Regions from separate parts of the Homo sapiens genome. Here all the other regions are linked to region 3. A link is a loop called in an ENCODE intact Hi-C map of the cell type or tissue named here. Cell type or tissue: pancreas. All regions are shown on one strand. Region 1 has its middle 91 kb from the start of SHANK2. Region 2 has its middle 85 kb from the start of SHANK2. Region 3 overlaps SHANK2 (SH3 and multiple ankyrin repeat domains 2).

The links. A loop is a pair of places that touch in the nucleus more often than their neighbours do. Peaks named below come from ENCODE experiments on the same cell type or tissue, not always from the same donor. Only the 100,000 strongest peaks of a DNase experiment are listed, where the experiment ranks them.
Region 1: a loop joins it to region 3, with 2.5 times the contacts of the local background. A loop is called at or near these places in 12 of 110 quality-filtered maps.
Region 2: a loop joins it to region 3, with 3 times the contacts of the local background. A loop is called at or near these places in 14 of 110 quality-filtered maps.

The regions. Positions count from the first base shown.
Region 1 is chr11:71,341,743-71,345,742 of GRCh38, forward strand. No RefSeq gene overlaps it. Among named protein-coding and RNA genes, the nearest start is that of SHANK2, 91 kb to the left of the region's middle. RefSeq lists an enhancer at 1,821-2,320. In pancreas, a CTCF peak has its summit at 2,036 (motif pointing left); a DNase peak (open chromatin) is centred at 1,969.
Region 2 is chr11:71,335,843-71,339,842 of GRCh38, forward strand. No RefSeq gene overlaps it. Among named protein-coding and RNA genes, the nearest start is that of SHANK2, 85 kb to the left of the region's middle. In pancreas, no CTCF peak of the experiment used is centred here; no DNase peak of the experiment used is centred here.
Region 3 is chr11:71,118,871-71,122,870 of GRCh38, forward strand. SHANK2 (SH3 and multiple ankyrin repeat domains 2) reads right to left here. Exons shown (of 26, transcript NM_012309.5): 4 at 1-162. Among named protein-coding and RNA genes, the nearest start is that of SHANK2, 130 kb to the right of the region's middle. In pancreas, a CTCF peak has its summit at 1,899; a DNase peak (open chromatin) is centred at 1,891; H3K27ac peaks cover 545 bases.

The DNA of each region.
Region 1 (4,000 bases), 220 kb after region 3:
TGCTCGGGTGAGCTGAGGTGGGAGCACAGACATGCAGGGATGGGGTGGCTCCTAGGTGGACCCCCATAGGTGGGAGGAGCTGGCCAGGTGACGAGTCAGGGAGGACATCTCGGGAGGAGGCAGCAGCTCTGGACAAATCTCAGGTGAGGGAAATAGCTTGGGACATTCAAAAAATGGAAAGATGACCAACATAGACACGGCATGGGTTGCACGGCTGGCCACTCAAAATGTGGCTGAGAGGTCCATGCCAGGCAGGGCCCTGCAGGCCAGGCTGTGAAATGTTGTCCGAAGGGCAACAGGGCAGCACTGAAGGCTTTGAGGAAGGGGGTGACATGGTCCAGTTTGCATTTCACAAATGTTGCAAGGAGGAAAACGGAAGGGAGTAGAGCTGGGGGTGCCCAGGAGACCAGCGAGGGGCTCGCAGTCGTCCAGGCAAGAAACCAGGGGCTTGGGCAGGAGGTCTGCATTGAAGGGAGTGCCAACAAGTCCCGGGAGAGTCAAGGGTGACTCCTCAGGTCTCGGGGTGCTTGTGAGGCTTCCCAGTGGAGAACGTGAGAAGTGGGTTGGGTAATGTGATTACGTCACATCTCAGAGCCAGAGGAATGCAGAGTCCTCCGACCACAGCCACGTCAGAGCTCAAGTTCAAGCTGCGACTGATCCCCGTGGGCTGAGATGTGTCTCCCCACAATTCCTATGTTGATATCCTAACCCCAGCACCTCAGCATGTGACTGTATTTGGAGACCGGACCTTTGTTTTGATTATTTATTTGTTTTTTGAGACAGAAATCTCTGTGTAACCTGGGCTGGAGTGCAGTGGTGCAATCATGGTTCAATGCAGCCTCGACCTCCTGGGCTCAAGGGATCCTCACACCTCAGCCTCACAGGAAGCTAGGGCTACAAGCGCGCACCACCAGCCCAGCCGACTTTTTTATTTTTTGTAGAAACGAAGTCTTGCCATGTTGCTCAGGCTGATCTCAAATTCCTGGGCTCAAGTGATCCTCCCGCCTTGGCCTCCCAAGTAGCTGAGACCACAGGCATGTACCACCATGCCTGGCTAATTTTTTTAAAAATATGTTTTTAAGAGACAGGTTCTCACTATATTGCCCAGGCTTGTGTCAAACTCCTGGGCTCAAACAATCCTCTTGCCTCAGCCTCCCAAAGTGCTGGGATTACAGGCATGAGCCATCGTGCCTGGTGGAGATAGGGTCTTTATAGAGGTGATTATTTTAAAATGAAGTCACATGGGTGGGCCCTAAACCCATCTGACTGGTGTCCTTATCAAAAGAGGAGATGAGGGCACAGACATGCACAGGGGAACACAGGGAAGGTGGCAGCTATAAGCCACAGTGAAGGGCCTCTGGAGGAACCAACTCTGCTGCCTTGATCTTGGGCTGCAACCCCAGAACTGTAGAGGATAAACACCTGTGGGGCTTTGTGACTGCAGCCCCAGCTGACTCATGCACTGATACTGAAGCAGAAGCAGGCAGGGAGTGGGGAGAGAGAGAGAACCCCAGACCACCTTTCCCAGCCAAGCTTCCAGAAGAGCTGTCCCGCTCCCATTTCGCCTCCTCACTTCCCAGCCCTGCATTCGGGGACCCTCTCTCCAAGAAGGCCTGTCCCCACGCCCTGGTCACGCTCCACTTGCCCCATTCCCGGGGTCCATTGTGGGTTCCGTCCCTTCTTCCACCCGTTCCGATGCTGTTTTTCCCGGGCTCTCCTCACCCAGGGAAGGGCCCTCGCCCCACCCACAGGCTGGGGACTCAGGAAGCCCACCTGCAGCCACATTCTCAACGCCCATGCTCCCATCCACCCTCCCTGCGGCCCCTGACACGGCTGCTCACACCCAGGCCTACCACGTCCTCCTCCCGATGTCCCTGTGCTCTGCAGCAGGCTCAGGCTCAGGGACAGCATTGTCATCACCCTGAGCACCCGTTGTGGAACCCCAAGGCCACTCCATGCTCCTCCCTCCCACCCGGAACCCAGTCAGCTGCCAACTCCTTTGACCCACATGCTCCCTCTGCAGGCTGGGATTAGAATTCGCGTCCTGACCTGGAGGCCAAAGCCCCTGCTGGTCCCCTGCCCTCCTCGGGTTCTGCAGGCCAAGAGCCGGGGTTTTGGCAGAGCCCTGAGTTTGAGCATTGCCACTCAGGGTTGAATGGCCTTTGACAAGTTCCTGAAGTTCCCTACATCTCAGTTTCCCCTTCTGTAAAGTGGGGCTAGAAATACAGCCTCCCTGGTAGGGCTATTGTGTTATACCAGACAGAGAATGCACAACACCGTCCTGGTCATTGCTGAACTAGTGAGAGCTGCTTTCCCTCCTCTTCCTCTTGCCCTCTCCCTCCTCCTCCCTCCGCTCACTCCCACTCCTCTTCCTCCCGCTTCCTCCTGCCCGTCCCTTTCCTCTCCCCTGTTGCAGCCCCTCATCTCCTGGCTCACCCTGTTTAGATCTGCAGATGCCCTAGTTCTGTGCCAGGCTACAGTACAGCAGGTACATTTCCTTCAGGAAGCCGTGCCCTGCTCCTGACCAGGACGAAGGAGCCACTGCCCACCCCTCCGTGAGGCCAAACCTGCTCCTGTTCCCCCATCTGTGTGTCCCCTTCTCAGACTCCTGTACGGGAGTTCAACCATTTCCAGAGACCCCACGGAGGCTGGAGTTTTTGTTCTCAGCCTAAAGGGTCTGTGTTGTTTTCCCAACCAGGAGACTGGGGCCAAAGCGTCCAACAAACAGGAGAGCAGGCCCAGCATCTGCAGCCCCAGCCCCAGCTGATACACAGCTAGACGCCCCCTCCTCACAGCCCCCTGTGGAGTGTGCAGAGACATGGGATTTAGAGAAGGGAATGAGGTGGTCCTGAGCAGTTTACTTTGAGAAATTAACCCCAGAAACTGCTGAAAGTCACTGTAGTGTGAGTGGACAGGTACTTCTGCTTTTCTGGGAGAAGGAAGTTGCTGGGGGGTCCTCCAGACAGCATTCCCGGCCTTGCTCTCCCATGTCTGCACCTGGCATTGGAGAGGAGCAAGTGCTGCTCTTAGATCCTGCATTTATTTTAGGAGGTGGGGAGGGGACCCCTGGCCCTGACTACCCCAGGGTGGCCTGTGAACAGCAGCATTTCATCACGGGGGTGCTGGTCAGAAAGGCCGAACCCCAGGCCTGCCCCACGCATAGGCACCGTGCCTGGTGCATGTGGGCTTCGTAAGTCAACAAGAGAGTGGACTGTGTCATTGGTTCAGTGACCAGCCGTATTCAGAAGGACTGGAACACGGGGTGTACACGGCAGAGCCGTGGGAGGAAAAGCGAGTGGGGTAAGCGTCTGTGAGTGGATAAAACCCAGCTCCTGCCCTTGGAGAGCTCATAGGTGAATTGGTTCATAACCTCAACTTGCAGGATTTCCCGGGACTAGCCTGTGCCCCAGTGAGTTTGCTACTCAGGGTATGATCTGAGGTCAGCAGCAGCCCCTGAGAGTTTATCAGGAAAGAAAAGTCCTGGGCCCAACCCCAGACTGGCAAATTGGGTGTTGAGGCCAGGAATCTAGGTTTTAACAAGCATTCCTGGTGATTTTTTCTTTTTTTTTTTTTTTTTGAGACGGAGTTTTGCTCTTGTTGCCCAGGCTGGAGTGCAGTGGCGTGATCTTGGCTCGCTGCAACCTCTGCCTTCTGGGTTCAAGTGATTCTCCTGCCTCAGCCTCACAAGTAGGTGGGATTACAGGTGCCCATGACCACGCCTGGCTAATTTTTTTATTTTTAGTAGAGTCAGGGTTTCTCCATGTTGGCCGGGCTGGTCTGGAACTCCTGACCGCTGGTGATCCACCCACCTTGGCCTCCCAAAGTGCTGGGATTACAGGCGTGAGCCACCCCGCCTGGCCTAGCCTGTCCTTTTTAAGCCACTTTCCCAGAGACTTCATCCTGCAGCCGCCAGTCACATCGCGTGGTTCTTAGATGTGTCGCATGACGAGACCTAGCAGGGGCGCAGGCTGGGAATGCAGCTCTTTAGCCGGGCTGCACG
Region 2 (4,000 bases), 220 kb after region 3:
ACCCAGAAGTTGGAAGACAGCCCTGGAAACTTCTGGGCTCTGGAGGTGGCTCTGTGCTCACCTGCAGGAAAACTTCCTCATTAGCCATTAGAATGATGGAGCTGCCTCCTGTGCTTTGGCCAAGGGCAGTTGACTGGAAGGTGTTGCTCTGTGCGGAGCCCTGAAGAGAAATCACCCTGACTTTGCTGTGTTCCAAGAGTGCAGCTGAGAAGATGTGATCTTGGGAGCCAGAGGCCACAATGTCTTTTTTATTCATCTCAATTTATGTTCCTGGCAAGAATAACAAAGGAAATGCTAGAGGTACAAATGAGCAGAAAAAATTATGAGGAAGACCACATCCAGGTGCACGGTGGTGAAATTGCACCAGGACATGCCAAGCCCATCTTTAGTTCAGAATTCCTCCTCATCTGTAGGGGACCATCCATCATCCACATTGCACAGTTCTGAGAATGAGCACCAGTGCCATCAATAATTCCACCAGGGCAACAGGTGTAAAACAGGGATTGTCCTAGCAAGCCGGACCATATGGCTGCCGCCCTTATCTGTGCAATCGGCTGATTTGCAGGGATAATGAGATATTCGATGAGAAAGGTTTTGTGACTTAGAGCAGCACCAGAATCAGTGCCAAGCCATTTTTGTAGCTCACTTATTTGTCCCACAGGCAGTGTCCTCTGGCGATGTGCTTTGCTGTTTGAGCTCTGAAAGGTGGTGCTGGAGAGGCTTATAGAGAGGGGTACCCCATGGCTTGTGAGCCCACCCAGGGCCCAGGCTTGCCCAGAGGCAGCACGGAAAATGGAAAGAACAGGGGCTTTGGGGCTGGACCCGTCCAGGTTCCCTTTAGTTTCCCACCCCACGGCTTCATAGCTGAGCACAGATATTGGTTGTTGGTGCTGTGTTTCTCCAGGACCTGCCTCCTTAGGTCTTGGTAAGGATAATCTGCCCTTCTAAGACACACTCTAAAAGCACTGGTCCCTTCTGCTTTCCAGCCTCCCTGGAAGCTGGGCATGGGAATGTGGATTGACTCAGCCAATCAGATGAGCCTGCCCTGAGTCATTTGTCCAATCAGGTGTCCTTTCCCTGAAAGTCTTGCCCAATCAGATGCACCTGTCCTAAACAGGGACAGTCAGATGCAGCCACTGTAAATTGTGTCCAATCAGATGTCTGCCCTGAACTGTGGATCGGAACCATGGGAAAAGGAGGCTGAGACTGGGAGAGGCCAGTGTGACCTGGTGGCCTGTGTCTGGGGCCGGCAGGGCATATGTCCACGCACACCTCCTGTCACCAGTTCCGCAGCGTTTTCCCTTCCTTCTGGCCATGTTTGTGCTGCCCTTTATTTTTCTAATACATTTCTGTTCTGCTTATGCAAGACAGAACCTGTTTTTCTCTTGCTTACAACTAAAGAACCCTGGCTAATGTGCTGCATGAGCTAGAGCAGTTCTTGCCATTCTCTGAGCCTTACACAGTTATCTTCACAATGGAACAAGGATCCCTACCCTGCAGGGTTTTTTAAAGATGAAGGAGCATGCTTTCTGCATAGCACTGCATCCAGCCACGTAGCCCTGGAGCAGCTGTGGGTGCAGCCTGCACAGAGGGGAAAAGGAGCTGTCGTGGTTTTGATGTTTGTCTCCTCCAAAGCTCATGTTGAACTGCAATCTCCAGTGTTGGAGGTGTGGGCCTGGTGGGAGGTGATTGGATCATGGGGGTGGCTCGTTCGTGAGTGGCTTAGCACTGTCCCCTTGGTGATGATGTGATAAACAAACTCACCCATCCAAACCCAAAGAATGGACTCAGGCACCTGGAGAATGGTGAACATGAGACTTTTAATGATGCCTTTGCAAGATCAGGTGTCGATGGGCAGGCACACCCAGCACGGTTTCAACAAGCAGTTCATCCCCCAGTGCACAGGTCGCTCCCCTGGTTCTTCATAGGCTGAGTACTGTGGGGTCACAATCTTCCCAGATGTTGCCTATTGATTGTTAGGCAGGGACTTCAGGTGTTTTATTTTTGGGAGTTGTCCTGCTGCACTTTGTTGCAGCCCACAATGCACTGCAATCCTAGTCAGCTCGGGGGCTCTTCAAGTATTTGACTTATGACTTAAGTATCTGGGCAGGCTGATAAGAACAGAAAAAGCTAGCTATTTTGCAGGCTAGTACATTTTCATTTTTTTTTTTTTTTTTTGAGACTGAGTCTCGCTCTGTTGCTCAGGCTGGAGTGCAGTGCCACAATCTCAGCTCACTGCAACCTCCACCTTCTGGGTTCAAGTGATTCTTCTGCCTCAGCCTCCCGAGTATCTGGGACCACAGGCACGCGTCACCATGCCTGGCTAATTTTTGTATTTTTAGTAGAGATGGGGTTACACCATATTGGCCAGGCTCGTCTCAAACTCCTGACCTCAAGTAATCCGCCTGCCTCGGCCTCCCAAAGTGCTGGGGTTACAGGCGTGAGCCACTGCCCCCGGCCTGTAAACTTTCATCTTAGACTAAACTTCTTCAGTTCACGTAAGGGCAACCAAGGGGGTTGGAGGGCTGGCAAGCGGGCCTTGGCTATCCAAGCAGGGGCCTAGTATATCCTGTTTCTTCTGTAGTTTGCTGACCTAAGCCAATTTAAGGCACTTTGTCTTGGAAATGGGCCACTGCATACATTATTTCCTTCAATGAGTGAGTTCTTGCTCGGGAAGTTTATGCAAGATCTAATTGTTTAAATGTGTGTGGCCCCTTCCCCCGTCGCTCTCTTGCTCCATCTCTCACGCTGCGACACGCTGGCTCCCTGCCACCTTTCACCATGATCGGAAGCTTCCTGAGGCTTCACCAGAAGCAGATGCTGGCACCATGCTTCCTGTTCGTGAGACACAATGACACCTCTTTTCTGTATAAATTACCCAGCCTCAGGTATTTCTTTATAGCAATGCAAGAACGGCCTGACAGAGGAGACTACCATAGCAAATAGCAGCGTGTGAACTACCCATTAAAGTACTTGCTAAGCTAATCTCCTCCTTTCTGCCAAGGGGTTAAAATGTTCAGAAACAACAATTCAACCTTCAGAAATGATGGCAAGCCAAACTCATTTAATGTGCGGCAGGCAGAGCTTCGCTCCCCGTACAGGGCTGCCAGATAACATGTGGGATAAACAGTGGGTTATTATTTATTTTAGTGTAAGTATGCCTCATGCACTATTTGGACATACTTATATGTAAAAAAAAAATACTGTGTGTCTGGGATTCCAATATAACTATGCACCCTGTTACTTTTATTTGCTAAGTCTTGGCCCCCTCACACCCTGGTTGCCTCCTCCAGGATTTTTTCTCTTGACTCTCATGTCCTACGTTTGCTTTGCTTTGGGGGAGCTCTGCAGACAGCCAAATGCTGTTTTTGCAGCGTGACTCTGAAAGCCTGCATTTGCTCCAGAGCTTATTAAGACAAGCCATTTCCACCACGATGAAGAGCACGCACGCACAGCCGTATCCCAGAATCAACGGTGTCTCAACGACAAAATTGAAAGCATTCTCACGTATTCCACCACTGGGAGTCCAATATGAAGCAGCAACACCCTTCTGGGTCATTATGGCTCATTTTCACTTTCAAAAGCACATGCTTCTGGGTGGTCTGGCCCCCGCGCCTGCCTCCGGCCCTCCTGTTCCTCACACCCACGCATAGTTAAGGTCCATTATGCACCCGACTCTGTCCAGGCAGGGAGCTGCCAGGGACAGTCATTTTCCAAAGAGGAAACACATTTGCTTAGCAAGTCTAGGCCTGCTGGTCTCCCCATCCAGACAGACAGGGAAGCTTCTCGTTACTTCTAATGCATCGCCCTGGGAGGCCGAAGGAGACCATTTCGGGAACTGTGCTTCCCAGCACAGGCTCTACCTCCAAAACACAGCAGGCAGGGGACAGAGCCTGGTGGCTGCCGCATGGTTACCTGTAACCAAGAGGTCACCCAGGGCTGAGGTGTAGGTGAGTCAGCGGCTACCCGTGTGTGGTCTCTCTGGAGCCCGCAGAGCTGG
Region 3 (4,000 bases):
GCGCAGGAGCCGCTCCTCATCCAGGAACTTGCCGTCACGCCCATTGCTGGCCGGCTGGAACAGGCCGTAGTTCAGGACATCTTTCAAACTCTGGGTTAATGTACACAGGATCCGCTGCTTTGCAACCCACACTGTGGCATCCGGGTTAAATCGAATGCATTTCTGCCAGGAAGGACAAAGACAGCTGATGAGTGACAGAGGACGCTACCTGAGTCACCCATGTGGGGCGCGTGGTCAGAGAGGCAAAGCTGCTTCCACCCCTTCCCGACACTTCCTCTGAGCAGTGAACCCACGGCTTTTCACAGTGAAAAATAAAGCCTACTGGTTGCTGGGACACAGACATTCGGTAAATATAAAAGGGAAAAAGGAAAGACCGAGGCATTGGTCTCTTTGGCCTTGATCTCACCATGGACTCAAATCTCCAGCACTGGCCGGGTGCGGTGGCTCACGCCTGTCATCCCAGCACTTTGGGAGGTCCAGGCAAGCAGATCACAAGGTCAGGAGATCAAGACCATCCTAGCCAACATGGCGAAACCCCATCGCTGCTAAAAATACAAAAATTTGCTGGGCATGGTGGTGCGTGTCTGTAATCCCAGCTACTCTGGAGGCTGAGGCAGGAGAATCGCTTGAATCAGGGAATTAGAGGTTGCACTGAGCCGAGATTGCACCACTGCACTCCAGTCTGGCGACAAGGCGAGACTCCATCTCAAAAAAAAAAAAAAAAATTCTCTAGCCCTCATAGTGTCTTTTTGGTCATCAATGACCACCTGTCACCTCAGGGCCCTCTCTCACTTGCATGGCACTTCTCAAACTCCAGCAGTTTGAAAAACACAGGTCAGAGACCCCACTTATGTCTCCCTAACATGATGTCTGATTCAGCAGGTCTGGGTGGGACCTGAGAACCTACATCTCAGACAAATCCCAAGGTGCTACTGCTGCTGCCGTCCTGGGGAACACACATTCAGAGCCACAGCCCGCGCATATTTCAATGTGACTTAATTTTGACATGGATCGTTCTTTAGCATTTCAGATTCGGTGGAAGCCTTGTCTTATAACCACACTGACGAGAAAGTTTTCATACTACCTACGCTGACTCTGAACACAAAAGCTTTAAAAATGCAGTCATCACCTCTCCTCCCAAAGGACACAGGAAAGCAATTACGGAAAAACGATTTGATGGAAAATCAAATCAGTTGCCATGAGAGTTCATTTTTGCAAAGTTAAATAGTGTCAACAGGGCCTGCAAACCAATCACAACACTTCAAACATATAATAGCACCTCTGAGGACTGAAATAACAACAACTTGGTCATGTTCCCAGGTCCCCTCTGTGAGACTCACCAGTGAGCCAGGAAAGGCAAAGGCCAGGCAAATCCACTTCTAGCCATGACTTCTAATTTTTGTTGAATTAAAATTATATTCTACTGAACAGCTGTCAGCAGGGGCTCAATAATTCACTTTGTCACTGTCAAAGTGTTCAGAACAAAAGGAGGTTTGATTGAATATAAGACTCAAACCAATTCTCTATCTGAGGATTCTGTGGGTTTGTGCCCAAGAAAGCAAAAGGCCCTATCATCTTCCCAAGACAGCCCGAGGGTAAGTTCCTCATCGCTGGGAAAATGATCCTGGGACGGCCAACAGGAGGTCGGGTTCAGTGGGCGGCCAGAGTCCTCCCTGCCAGGAAACCTGACCCTGTGCACAAAAGCTCCTGTTTCTCCCTTCCAATGTCAAAGGCTGAGCTCACGTGTGGCTCTCAAAGCTCCCCACAGGGCTGTGAGGCTGGGTGGGGGCAGTTGTTTATTCCAGAAAGATTTCCAGACCCGCACCCTCCCCCATCCTTGGCTAAGCAAGGACTCTCTGGAAACTCCTGGCACAAGAAACAAGCTGTATCAGGTGTGACCAGGTGGGGCCGCTCACTACTCACCCTTCAGTTGCAGGAATCCTTCTAGGCCCCTCCAATTCAAGCTCCAACATCCACAGAGCCCATGGCTCCCTCCCTGACACCTGCAGAGAAGCTTCAGCCAAGGGGCAATTCCTTGGAGGAGCACAGGGCTCCAAACTGCCTCTCAGGGGACTTCTGTGCCACTGCAGGTGATTGCAAAGATAGGTGTCCACCGTCATTTGTGGACAGGGTGGGGATGCTGTGTCTGTGCAGCACGGGGGCCAACCCCACAAAGCAAGAACCATCTGCTCCAGAAAATGCTAAGAGCACCACCTTGAGAATCATCTAGAAGGAGCAAGAGCTCAAAGGTCGGAAAGCCTGGGTTTGCAACCCAGTGGGGCACACCAACCTTGATTCCTAGGGAAACCCACCCACCCAGCAGTCCTCTGATTCCCCCATGAAAATCAGAGCCACTACTTAACTTCAGGGCTGCTGTCAGGATCAAACAGAATATAAATAAGACATGTTGTTATGGGCTGAACTGTGCCCCTCTAAATAAATGTTGAAGTCCTAATGCCCATACCCTATGAATGTGATTTATTTGGGAATAGGATCTTTGCAGACGTAATCAAGTTAAGATGATGTCATACAGGAGCAGGGTGGACCCTAATGCAATAACTGTGTCCTTAAAAAGGGAGTAAATCTGGATATTAGCCCTTTGTCAGATGGACAGATTGCAAAAATTTTCTCCCATTCTGTAGATTGCCTGTTCACTCTGATGGTAGTTTCTTTTGCTGTGCAGAAGCTCTTGAGTTTAATTAGATCCCACTTGTCTATTTTAGCTTTTGTTGCCATTGTTTTTGGTGTTTTAGTCATGAAGTCCTTGCCCATGCCTATGTCCTGAATGGTACTACCTAGGTTTTCTTCTAGTGTTTTTATGGTTTTAGGTCTAACATTTAAGTCTTTAATCCATCGTGAATTAATTTTTGTATAAGGTGTAAGGAAGGCATTCAGTTTCTTCTGCAAAGAACTTAAACAAATTTATAAGAAAAAATCAAACAACCCCATCAAAAAGTGGGCAAAGGATATGAACAGACACTTTTCAAAAGAAGACATTTATGCAGCCAACAGACACATGAAAAAATGCTCATCATCACTGGTCATCAGAGAAATGCAAATCAAAACCACAATGAGATACCATCTCACACCAGTTAGAATGGCGATCATTAAAAAGTCAGGAAACAACAGGTGCTGGAGAGGATGTGGAGAAATAGGAATGCTTTTACACTGTTGGTAGGAGTGTACACTAGTTCAACTGTTGTGGAAGACAGTGTGGCAATTCCTCAAGGATCTAGAACTAGCAATACCATTTGACCCAGTGATCCCATTACTGGGTATATACCCAAAGGATTATAAATCATGCCACCATAAAGACACATGCACACGTATGTTTACTGCGGCACTATTCACAATAGCAAAGACTTGGAACCAACCCAAATGTCCATCAATGATAGACTGGATTAAGAAAATGTGGCACATATACACCATGGAATACTATGCAGCCATAAAAAAGAATGAGTTCATGTCCTTTGAAGTGACATGGATGAAGCTGGAAACCATCATTCTGAGCAAACTATCGCAAGGACAGAAAACCAAACACTGCATGTTCTCACTCATAGGTGGGAATTGAACAATGAGAACACTTGGACACAGGGCAGGGGAACATCACACATGGGGGCCTGTCTTAGTGTGGAGGGTTGGGGGAGGGAAAGCATTACGAGAAATACCTAATGTAAATGACGAGTTAATGGGTACAGCAAACCAACAAGGCACATGTATACATATGTAACAAACCTGCACATTGTGCACATGTACCCTAGAACTTAAAGTATAATTTTAAAAAAAAGTGAGAAAATCTGGACACGGCATCATGCACACGGGGAGACGACCACGTGAATGGGAAGGCAGAGACTGGTGTGTCCCATCTGCAAACCCAGCAATGCTAAGATTTCTGGTAAGCCCCCAGAAGCTGGGGTAGAGGTAGAGAATCTGGGACAGATTCCCCCTCAAGCCTCAGAAGGAACCAACCTTGCCTACCCCTTGACCTTGGACTTCCAGC